2 separate regions of the Homo sapiens genome follow, and region 1 is linked to region 2. Evidence: chromatin contacts called from ENCODE Hi-C or POLR2A ChIA-PET data. All regions are on one chromosome and are shown on one strand. Each heading gives the region's core, a stretch centred on a gene start or an enhancer-like site at or near the end of the contact. The rest is flanking DNA. Distances are from core to core; before and after follow the strand shown. Region 1 has its middle 34 kb from the start of MIR650. Region 2 overlaps LOC105372948 (a long non-coding RNA gene).

Region 1 (5,507 bases), core at 640-3,139, 68 kb before region 2:
CGGTGGGGCCTGGCCTGGTAGGGCCTGCCCTGGGCTGCCCTGTGGTACTTGGGGGCGCCTTTGCCCAAATGGCCAGAGGCGCCTGGAGTGAGAGATGAGTGAGGTATTGCCCCTCACAAGAGGGCATTAGCTGCGGGGATCCGCCCACAGACCCTGACCCAAATGACGGATGAATAAAACGTACACTGACACAGAGTTATTCTGCTTTGCCAGTCCTGCTGAGTGTCCCACTGCCTGCACACCAAGAGAGGTTTGTCACTGCAGCTGGCCGTGAATAGCTCGCACTGCAGGCATTTATTTAGTATAGAATTTACAACGGAAGCTTTGAGTAAATACTCTTGTGGATAATTAACATGGTTAAGAGAGTAGTTCTACCAATGATTAAAGCTCAGGTACCATGGTTTAAAGTAAATACCACTGGGGGCAATTTCCCGGGTCTACCTCCCCCCTCCTCCCCAAGAGGACTATCTGGCTCAAAGGCTAGTTAATGGAAGTAGGGTAAACAGACTTAACTGGGGAAGCCTCTATTGTCCCTAACATTTACCCTATGAGCTAATGCTCTAAGATAAGAAGCAGCTGCCTTCAGCCTGTTCAATTATTACAAGCTATGTAACCTTTCCGCCTTCCAAAAGGTTTGTGACTATTCCCTGTAACTTTCCCTAATATTTCCCTTTAATATTTCTGCCACCATCCTGAGTGAATCCCAATAGATGAGCCTGCGTCAGCATTGTGGGAAAAGGCTCTCGCTCTGGGCCCTCCTGAAGCAGGAGACTCGAGATGTGGGAATGCAGCATGAGAACATCTTGCTCTCCTGAGCATCTCCCACCAAGGGAGCTGGCTGCGGGTCTGTCCCTAGGATGTGGGTGCCTGATTACCAGAGTTCTAAGTTCTGTTAGAGTCCATCACCAAGGAAGTGAAGTCACTTCTTTAAGGTTCCGTACCCTCGGCTCCTTCCTTCAAAACCTACTCAGAACCCCCTGGGCTGCTGGCTGCTCACCCTCCCCCCAGGTCAGCTCCTTACCTGTACACAGGTAAGTCCACCCAGTGTCTGCTTGTACACCTGTGCCTGATGTGCACCTGGGGCCTGGGAATCCACTTAGGGCCTGTGATCCAACAGGGGCCTAATGTTGATTAAAACTAATTTTGATTATTCCTATGGAGAAGGAAAGGCCTTCTAGCAATAAGAAGCAGAGTTCCAAATCAAATACGTAAAAATGATCAAAACCTTGTAAAAGAAAAGTATCTTAATTTTAATCACTGAAATGTTAACTTTTTGATAAATATTTAAGGTTATAATGAAAAATAAAACAATACTAATAAAATAACAGTTGCAGGAAATGCTATTGAGTTTCTTGTTTGTGGTTTGAACACTGAAAGGTCCCACCTAGTTATGGTCATAATTTCCTACCTTAATCTTCTTGTTCTTATGAGTAATAGAAAAAAACACAATGACGATGAATGTGATGATGGTTCAAATACACAACTGAAGTTTAGTGGCAGAAACATCAGGTGCTCCCAATTACAGTGCAGCTGTTCTTACTGAGGTGAGAAAAAAAATCTTGTTTTCAATACACACGGGAAGCAGGAGTGCACGCGGATATGACCGCATTTCTCTGAACTTATGTTTTTCACAGAAGAGCTACAGTTTATCCTGCATTCTCCGTTCTGTGATCAAAAACCATGGAACAGAGAAGAGCATTTCAACCTGAGACTCAATTATAAGAATTGCGTCTGCCCCACCTCCCTGCAACCATATATGCCACCTCTCTGTGCTGAGCCTGAGGGGTTCACATATGGCACAGACTGAGGCTGGACTCAACAGTCCTTACCCTCGCAGGTGACAGGCGTTCTGGGGTCACTTGGAGGAGGGAAGCTCCTGGGCTCTGTCTTCTCCACCAGCAGGGGGCAGCACAGCTGCAGACAGAAGAGAGGCTGAGGCTGCCCAGAAGGAGCCTAAGAGGGAGGCCAGCCATGAAGGCTCAAAAGGTGTCCAAGGATCAGTCCTCAATTTGGAAGTCCAGTAAAGTGCATCCTATCCCCTCGGGCTGCAGTAACTCCGTCCTGACTGTAAGACTCATGCAGCGTCACTCAGGGCACTGACAGGAGCCCAGGGACAGTGAGAGCCTCACCTGGGAAATGCAGCTGGAGGCGCCTGGGCCCCGGTGTCAGCCTGGGGAGCTTCCACAGGGCTGGGATTCCCTGGGAGACGCCCCGAGGTCAAGGTGCTCTAGGAGGGGGCCACAGTGTGAGAGGACAGGGTTTCCAGGGCCCAAGCCCTTCACCTAGTATTGCTGCCTGAGCCTCCTGCCACTCTCATGGTCTTGTCCCTCTCTGATCAGCAGCATTCTGGGGAGCTGAGCCCTCAGTCCTGGGCACTTCCAGAGACCTCCCCCCGCCACCCCTTCTCCCTCTGCCTTTCCTTCCAGCTCCAGGCATACTGTGACTCAGGGGGCAGCTCCTGTGCTCAGGGGAGTCTCACGTGGGTGGGGTGGTGCACTCAGGACCCTGGCTCCAGGATGTGGCATTTCCAGCCTCCTTGAGGAGATGCTCTCCACAGGGAAGGGGATTCTCACCTGCCTCAGGCCAGAGCTCTGGCCACGAGGCTGTCCTTGGCTCAGGGACAGGATACACCTCATTGCAGGAACCAAGGACCACCCACCCTGCAGACCCCACACCCTGTCCAAAGGCTGTGTCCCTGGGATGCTTACAGCGACCATGGGGCTTAAAGTTGAATTTCCCATCAATATTTCATGTAAACTTGCAAAAAGCACAAGAAAACCACACTGGGCTGAGAACTCTGGTGCTATTTTGCTGCTTTTTACAAGTTTACATAAAATATTGATTGGAAAAATAAACAATGGCAGAGCTGAGGATGGCAATGGCTGGTCTACTGTGGGGATGGGGATGGCCTAGAAGTATCAGCCCCATGGGTGAAATGAGACCAGACGTCCTGATGACTCCACATGGGTGAGTGGTTCCTTAAATGACTCAACTATTCTCACTGAAATAGTTAACTAGTGTCCTAATGACACAATCCATCATTTAGATGAAATGACCAGGATGGGACATTTCCTCCAGCCAGGAAGACTGTGGACAAATTCATGAACTGGGCTGGCCCAGTTCACCTGGGTCTGAGACCCCCTGGATCTGAGTCCCTCCAGCCCTCCAGGCAGGCTCTGAAGAGGGGGCGTCAAGAGTGGATTTAGACTTAGGTGACCAGGATGTATTGGGGTTTGAGGACTCAGCTGTGACTTAGGGAAATGGGGCCTGATTGAATCATCAGACTGAGGTAGACATCCATCAGCTGGGCTCTGGATTTCCATTGGTCATGACAAGCCAGTCCTTGGCCTGAATATCCTGGATCAGTCCCCAGAACTGCCCAGCTCAGGCTCAAGTCATTCTCTACAGAAAAACCAGTGGAGTGGACACTGTAGGATCTGCCCAGATTCTTTCTTCTGAGCTCACCCACCCAGCACTGCTGGGAGCTTGTGGCAGCTGAGAGCTGTGCCTTTCCTGGGAAGTGTGGCTCAGCGCAGAAAACTGCCTCCTCCAGGTTTATGCCCTTCCTCAGCAAGATTAGGTTTCATGACTGCCTGAGGCCAAGTTCTCAAGACTCTGCCTCAATATAGGAGGAAATGAAAATCCTCCCAGCTCCACAGCTCCCTGTAGGAAAGACTGAGACCTCAATGTGCGTCAGGGTCTCTTTCCGCCCAGTGTTGCCTCCCTCACATCCTCTGTGCATGAATTCCTCATCTCAGAGTCTGCTTCCAGGGAACCCAAATTAAGATCACCAGCCATCCCCAACATGGGCCATGCGGAACCTCAGGAGGCCACTGCACACTGGAAAGCGCCCATTTATTCCTAAATTAGCACTGTGAGTATCCAAATGCCCAATGAGATCTGAGTGTTTCTTGCATTTGTATGGAATGGAAAGGGAGCCTGACTTGCCAGGTGCTCTGGGTCTGAGGGAGAGTTGGAGTCAGATCTCCCTGCAGGGAAACCCGGGACAGGAGGAGAAGCCTCACCCCATGCAGGGACCACAGATGCACCCACAGGGTGAGCTGCAGGATGGACACTGCCCACAGGGTGAGCTGCAGGATGGACACTGCCCACCTCCACCCTCCATGCCCTGTAGAAAAAATCATTCTTTCCACCCCTCCTTCAGCCTATCAAAGTTGACACTTAAAAAGCCACCACACCCCACCCTTGTCAACAGGAAACCCATTCACATCTCCATCAGCCACACAATCTCCAAGATTCTTCAAAAAATAATAACACTAGCTATGCAAAGTATATGATATATATCATAAATAATTGTACCTAGATTATATATGAAAATGATACTTTTTGATATGCTAGGTAAATAAAATATATTATTTAAACTCATTGACTTCTTCTCTTTGTATTTATAATGCGATGACTAGACAGTGGGATTCCCATGAGGCTCACATCATATTGTGATTGAACAAGGCTGGTCTGCAGGGCTTCAGGTTACAGGGGCTGTGGAGTGACCTGGTGCAGGAAACCCCGTCTCCATCCATAGGACATCAGTGTGAACCCAGGGAGAGGCGCTGGTATGAGAGATGAGAACACAGGTGTGAACCACCTGCTTGTGCAGGGGACTGAGCCTTCACTTTGAGCCAAAGAAGTTTCTTTTCCTATCTTCAATCCTGAACAAGAGGGCTTTCTGGACTTCTTTTTGTTTTCAGATTTGTGCCCCTTCAGGTTTGGGGCTGTCTGGAGTCCCAGCCAGAGGACAGTGAGGAAATCCAGGAGTCTCACACTGACTCTGTTATATTTCATCTGCTGGGGCCATCCCAAACTGCTGTGTACCATTTCCTTTCCTGGTGCTCAAATAGCTGCTCCATTCACCTGTCATGGTTTCAGAGATGAATCTAGGTGGGAAGACAGGACAGTGTATGTTATAATATTTAAATGGAAGCTGATTCCATTAATATTTATTTTAATATGAAACATTAAAAGAATTTTGTTATAGGCTATAGGGAAAGATGAAAAGAGATTAAAAGTATTTTGAAAAAATGTATTTATCGAATGTCTGTGTGTCTTCAGTGTTGCAGGGTTGAGAGAGGTCAGCTTTAGGTTGGATGTGCTCAGATGAGGAAAAGCAAGAAAGCAGGAAACACGCGGCTCTGTGACCTGACACATAAATCACAGTAAAATGGAAATAAATCTTTCAATAAATGAAACATTCAAAATAAACGTCACTCTGGTGCACACAGAAAGGCCTATTAGCAAACTTTCCCTTTGTCCTGCTGGCTCATATCCCCATGGATCACCTGTGTGCAGAGTGGACACTGTAGTCCCCATTTCTCAGGCTGAGAACTAGAGGCTGGGAAGGACAAGTCACCTGCTTGTGAGTGGGAGGGGCAGGATTGGGAGCAGTGGACTCGGGCTCAGGACTGCGGCCCTGGTCGGTGCTCTGTGTTCCCTCCACAGGATCCCTCCCACATGTGCCCGTGTGGATGTGGGTGCACTGCCTGGGGTGG
Region 2 (5,381 bases), core at 2,418-4,917:
AGAGATTGCGTAAACATGAGTTTTCAGTTCCTATCATAAATTCTTCCATTCCTATCACCAATTCTGTGACTATGGTAGAGTCTGCTGGATTCTGTGGTCCCAACAGCAGGACACTCATACCCCTGCCTGAACCTGGTGCAGAACCTCCCTGCTCTGGGCTCCAAAACAGTGGGCGATGTTCATGGCTCCTGATATATGAGTTGGAGCCACATCCCCAAGGGTTAAATATGCTGCCTCTAGACACCAGAATGACCTTAAAGCTTTGTGTTTCTTTCTGGTGGGAATTGTAAGATCTAATAACGTGCTCTTTATTTTGTGAGAGATACTAAGCTGCTCCAGAGAACTCAATCCTAAACATTTCAGCTACTACACAGGATGAATGGTCTTAGGGCTTGTTTCGCACTCTCAGGAATGCGTGGGTCTCACCAAAGCTTCCAATAGACAGGGCCCCCTCATGCACATCTGATCCAAATACAGAATAGAGCCCTAGGAGGTTCTCCTGGGTGTTCAGATGGTCAAAGCCCCTATGACAATATCATGAAAAAGAAGGGAGAGTTAATGAAGTTGAAAAAATAAAAGTATAAACCTATACTGCTGTCTACTCCTTGTATGCACACCGTTTCTGATCCTGTTCTGAGAGGAATAGAATGAGTTTCTGCATTGATGGTGCCTGCTGTGCACCTGTAGCCATGCATGGTGGTGTGTTCTATCAGGGTCTTCATCTGGCACAGCAATGGCAGATGGAACTACCAGCTGACTGCGTCTGTAGAAATCCACTTCCATCTTCCAGGATCCATTCAACAATTGTAGGAATCATTTCAGTAAACCAAACACAAGAGCCTCAACTATAACTACAAGTCCTCCAGGAGAGGAGAACGCTGTCTCAGAGGGTGCATTCCTACTGGAATTTCTCTTCTCTTTGGGACAAACCAGCCCAGAGGAGGCACAGGGGCTGTGTGTCATCTGGTTTCCTAGATGAGGTGTCTCCTCCTCACTGTCCTGAGATTTTGAAGAAACTGGGGAGATTGGTGCAGACACTCCTTGGATCCTTACAGGAAACTTCCTTCAGACCACACACTCCTCAATTTGTTCCCAAGCTCCAAAGTTTCTAAAGTCACTGTCTAAAGGGCCCACAGTGTTTTTGTGGAGTGGTGGAAAAGCTCTGGGGATGGAAAGTGGTGGTGGTTGCAAAGCATTCTGAATGTACTTACTGTTGCTGAATGCACACTTACAAATGATTGAAATGGTTTAAAAATTGTTCATTTTGCCATAATAAAAATACTGCACACTCTGGAGGAAAGTAAACCTAGTTTAATTTTGAAATTGTTCAATGGATACCAATCAAAGAATAGTGTAGCAAGCACCATTTCCCCTCTCGCTATAGCAGCAACTGATCCCCTTGTGCTCTTTTGGACTCTCTCCCCTGCTCTCTCTCTCTCAATAATAAGCAATGCTCTTCTCTCCAGTCCAAGCTCACACTTCCCCAGTTGTGCAGGAATGCCTATTGTAACTGTTAATTTATTTCCAGGCAGAGTCCTCAAGATTCCTCTGCTCATATTCTGTTCTCAGCTGTCTGGAGCCAGCATGACAAGTGAGCCAAGATCACTTGTCATGAGAGACTTGTGGAAGGTTTTGCAAAAAGTTCCCCAAGAAAAAACAATGCTCATTGTTGACAGCAGGTCCATTTCCACACAGTAGGGCCATGCTGGGTGTGCAGTGGGGCTGTGCACACTGTGCCCACAGGCCAGGCTCTGCACTGCTGACTCTGATCCTGTGCTTGGTAGGACCTTGTGCACTGCTGAGTCCACTGCAGACTCGACCCTGAATGGGAAGGTGGTTCCTAGCTGCTGGGCACTGAGTCTCATAGAGGGACAGATGGTATTGAGGATGCCCGGCCCCTGATGTACATAAGGGGACAAGGTCTGCTGGTAGAACAGGAAGATGAAGGAACCTGTGGCTCTAAAGGTGGGGTCTCCAGCCCTCAGTCTCAGCTGCCCATGGCCTCATCTGTGTGCACCTTGTCAATCCAGACCATGTGAATTAGAGGTGAAGGGAATTGAAGGACTTTCCCATTTTCTCCCATTTTCTCTCTTGGTTACAGAATGCACCCTTCCACATATACTGTATTAGAGCCTGTGCTCTACAAACATACCTGACACTAAATTAGTGACTTTTGAAAGTGCAGATAGGTACAGCAACCAGTCCCTCTGGAGACATTTCCCATAACATGAACCAGTGAACCCATCTCTGAAAGCCCTCATGTTTTAAAAGACAAGATTTTTGAATTTCAAGGAAAACTAAACCTTTGAAAAAAACATGATTCAAAAGAGAACCTTGCCACTTTCCATTCCTGCTTGGGCTGCAGTGAGGACAGATGCAGCAAGTGCTTCTGATGTCTGTGTCTGTTCCCCTGTGTGGACGCACATATCCAGGCGAGTTTCAGTGAGGTAGGAGACTTCGGCAGCATTGGCCGGGCTCTGGTTTGCTTCTGGTGCTAACGGAACATGGAAGAGAGGACAAGGTAGCGTGTCCTGAAGATCACATATTTCCTTTTTGCAGGAAGTGCCTGGGCTCCTGGAGTGTTCTCAGGGCTTTGATCCAGGCCACCGGCTCCGCAATCAACATCACTGATATTTCAGCAGGTCATTGACCTAATTCCATTTTAGTGCTATCTCAAATGGAAACATTATTTTCTTGTAACTATTCATATAGCAACATAGCACTTAAATATCTAAATAACACACACAGAAACAGTAGTCTCAAATGCAAAGCTGTCACCTCCCCACACCACACACTTTCTCACCCGAGCCCCTGAGCCCACCCTTCCCTCGGCCCCCCCTCTCCTGTGCTGTTAGAAATCTCTGTCTTCTAACAGGGACAGTGACACAAAACAGCCCCCCCTCCCGCCCAGCACTCACACCGCAGAGCCCCTAGTCCATCTCCTGAGGGAACGTTTACGTTTCTATTCTGACAGAGAGAAGTCGCCGTGAATGGAGTCTTTACCCCAAACCCAGGAGTTTCTGAGGAACACATGGGGTCAGCCACTGTCTGTGTGGGGAGGCTTCACCTCAGGGAGGCGCCCGGCTCTGGGCTGAGGGGGACTCAACGTGCACTAAAAGGCAGGACTAAGGCAAGTCCCGGGTCACAGTGTGAGGGACGCACGCGCCCTGAGGAGGGGTCCCTGGTGCTAGGCCTGACCCAATTCTAACCCCAGGCACCTTTCCTCAGCTCCTGTGGCCCTGGGACACCTCCCTACCCTGCTTCCCATGAGGCTGGTCACAGCTCTTGTGAGCACCGCCTCCTCCATGTCACACTTTTTCTGTCAACATTTTGAGGAGCCAGTTGGTTTTCTCCTCATTCCATGTTCCTGTCCCACCTGCCTGCTGGGGGTGGATTTATTTCATGTATGAGGTTTCCTCAGCCTGAGCCACAGCTGCCTCAAGGACACCAACCCTGTGGGACACTCCTCTGGGAAAAGCAAACAAGTGCCAAGAGGAGCATCTGAAGCTCTGGTGTGGGAGATGTCCTCCACCCTGGGTCAGGGGAGTCTGGAGGGGATGAGAAGGGACCAGGGGCCTGGGATTGAGCTGTGAAGGGAACCAAAAGGCAGGAGGGACAGGGCAGGGGCTGTCAGCTATGACTCAGGGGAGGTTCCTGGGCCTCAGGATCCTCCCTCTGAGGCCACCAGGGGGCGGGGGTGGCACATGCCTGGACCTGGGAGGTCCCTGCTGGGCTTCACCCTGGGTGGGTCCTAGGAGCTCCTTCCTCCTAAGTCCCCCTAAAGAGACAGAGGCATTCTGGGGTCCTAAATCTGTCATGCCCCCATAAATGCATTTCTACGAGGGCCAATAAATGAACTCCAGGTTTATCCAAGCAGCAGCTTCAGGCGTCTGCAGACACAGAGCGGGGAGGAATTAGCCAACCTGAGGCACCCTAGAAGGGCTGAAGGGGGCTGAAGGGGACTGAAGGGTCCCTGTGGGGCCTGTGGTCCTGGGGAGGGGAGAGCTGGGGTGTCTCCCAGCCACTCTGGGCCCTGTCCTGACACTTCTCCCACAAAGAAGGGAAGGGAAATCCTGGGACCCCACAGCCAGGACCAACCGTGAACCACAGGACAGGAAGGACAGGGACCCCCAAGGCTGGCTCCATTTCCCAGGCACTGTCATGGGCTGAGTCTCAGGAAATCCAAGTCAAGGAGTTTCAATCCCCCTGGCTGAGCCCCACTGTCCAAGGAAACAGAAGTCTACGGGCCCAGGCCCAGGTGAGGGTGGGGTAAGAAGAGGAGCTTAGGATGCAGATTTGCATGGAGGCCCCGCCCTCCTCTGAGGCATCAGGGTAAGACAAGGCTGGGGGCAGGCCCAGTGCTGGGGTCTCAGGAGGCAGCGCTCTGGGGACGTCTCCACCATGGCCTGGGCTCTGCTCCTCCTCACCTCCTCACTCAGGGCACAGGTGACGCCTCCAGGGAAGGGGCCTCGGGGACCCTTGGGCTGATCCTTGGTCTCCTGCTCCTCAGGCTCACCTGGGCCCAGCACTGACTCACTAGAGTGTGTTTCTCCCTCTTTCCAGGCTCTTGGGCCCAGTCTGCCCTGATTCAGCCTCCCTCCGTGTCCGGGTCTCCTGGACAGTCAGTCACCATCTCCTGCACTGGAACCAGCAGTGATGTTGGGAGTTATGACTATGTCTCCTGGTACCAACAGCACCCAGGCACAGTCCCCAAACCCATGATCTACAATGTCAATACTCAGCCCTCAGGGGTCCCTGATCGTTTCTCTGGCTCCAAGTCTGGCAATACGGCCTCCATGACCATCTCTGGACTCCAGGCTGAGGACGAGGCTGATTATTAGTGCTGCTCATATACAAGCAGTGCCACTTAACCACAGTGGTCCAAGTTCTTGGGGAACTGAGACGAAAACCTGCCCTGGGCTCTCAGGCTCCCTTTTTGCTCTGAAGATGTTTCCTCACCCAGTGCAACGGGCTTCCTGAAGCACAGCCTTGAGAATTCTTCTCCCTCAGCAACTCTCTTTTCCCACCATGAAATCCAAAGGAAACCTGCTCTGTGGTTTCTCATCCAGGACAGGGACAGCTTCCTTTTGCTTGTGTGTTGTGGTCCCTGAGTGGGTGCAACTCTTCCTAGCTTTTTAAATTATGGGAGGGTGACAATGAGCTCCCTGACTGGTGCAGTCCCTGCTGTTTTCAGGAACATCCTCATCCTAAATGCATCTGAATCTCCCACTGTGTGCAGACCAATCTGGACAGATGTTATTAGGGGGAGTTTCCAGAAGCCACATCTTACTCAACTCTGTATCCACCACACTCTGGTGAAGATGCTTTTTTGGTGCCCATCCTCTTGGGTAAAGTCCACTCTCTACTCATGACAGCCATGT

What was found. Hi-C counts contacts between places; a loop is a spot of excess contacts on that map. ChIA-PET counts read pairs that join two places held with the same protein, here RNA polymerase II (POLR2A). Pooled maps may share reads with other maps.
Region 1: a loop to region 2 is called in a pooled map, with 2.5 times the contacts of the local background. The contact joins two enhancer-like sites. A Hi-C loop is called at or near these places in 1 of 168 maps with a recorded cell type or tissue (OCI-LY7), 4 of 37 single-sample maps with no recorded cell type and 7 of 50 pooled maps. POLR2A ChIA-PET finds 5 or more read pairs at or near these places in 3 of 52 experiments (CD4-positive, alpha-beta memory T cell, K562 and OCI-LY7).

The regions. Positions count from the first base shown.
Region 1 is chr22:22,786,467-22,791,973 of GRCh38, forward strand. It overlaps IGL. Among named protein-coding and RNA genes, the nearest start is that of MIR650, 34 kb to the right of the region's middle. Within about 2 kb of position 1,890, at least 4 of the 41 ENCODE cell types and tissues checked have a DNase peak (open chromatin) inside an H3K27ac peak, as active enhancers do.
Region 2 is chr22:22,852,189-22,857,569 of GRCh38, forward strand. The region is part of intron 2 of LOC105372948 (a long non-coding RNA gene); the gene reads right to left. It also overlaps IGL and the pseudogene IGLV2-5. Among named protein-coding and RNA genes, the nearest start is that of MIR5571, 31 kb to the right of the region's middle. Within about 2 kb of position 3,668, at least 3 of the 41 ENCODE cell types and tissues checked have a DNase peak (open chromatin) inside an H3K27ac peak, as active enhancers do.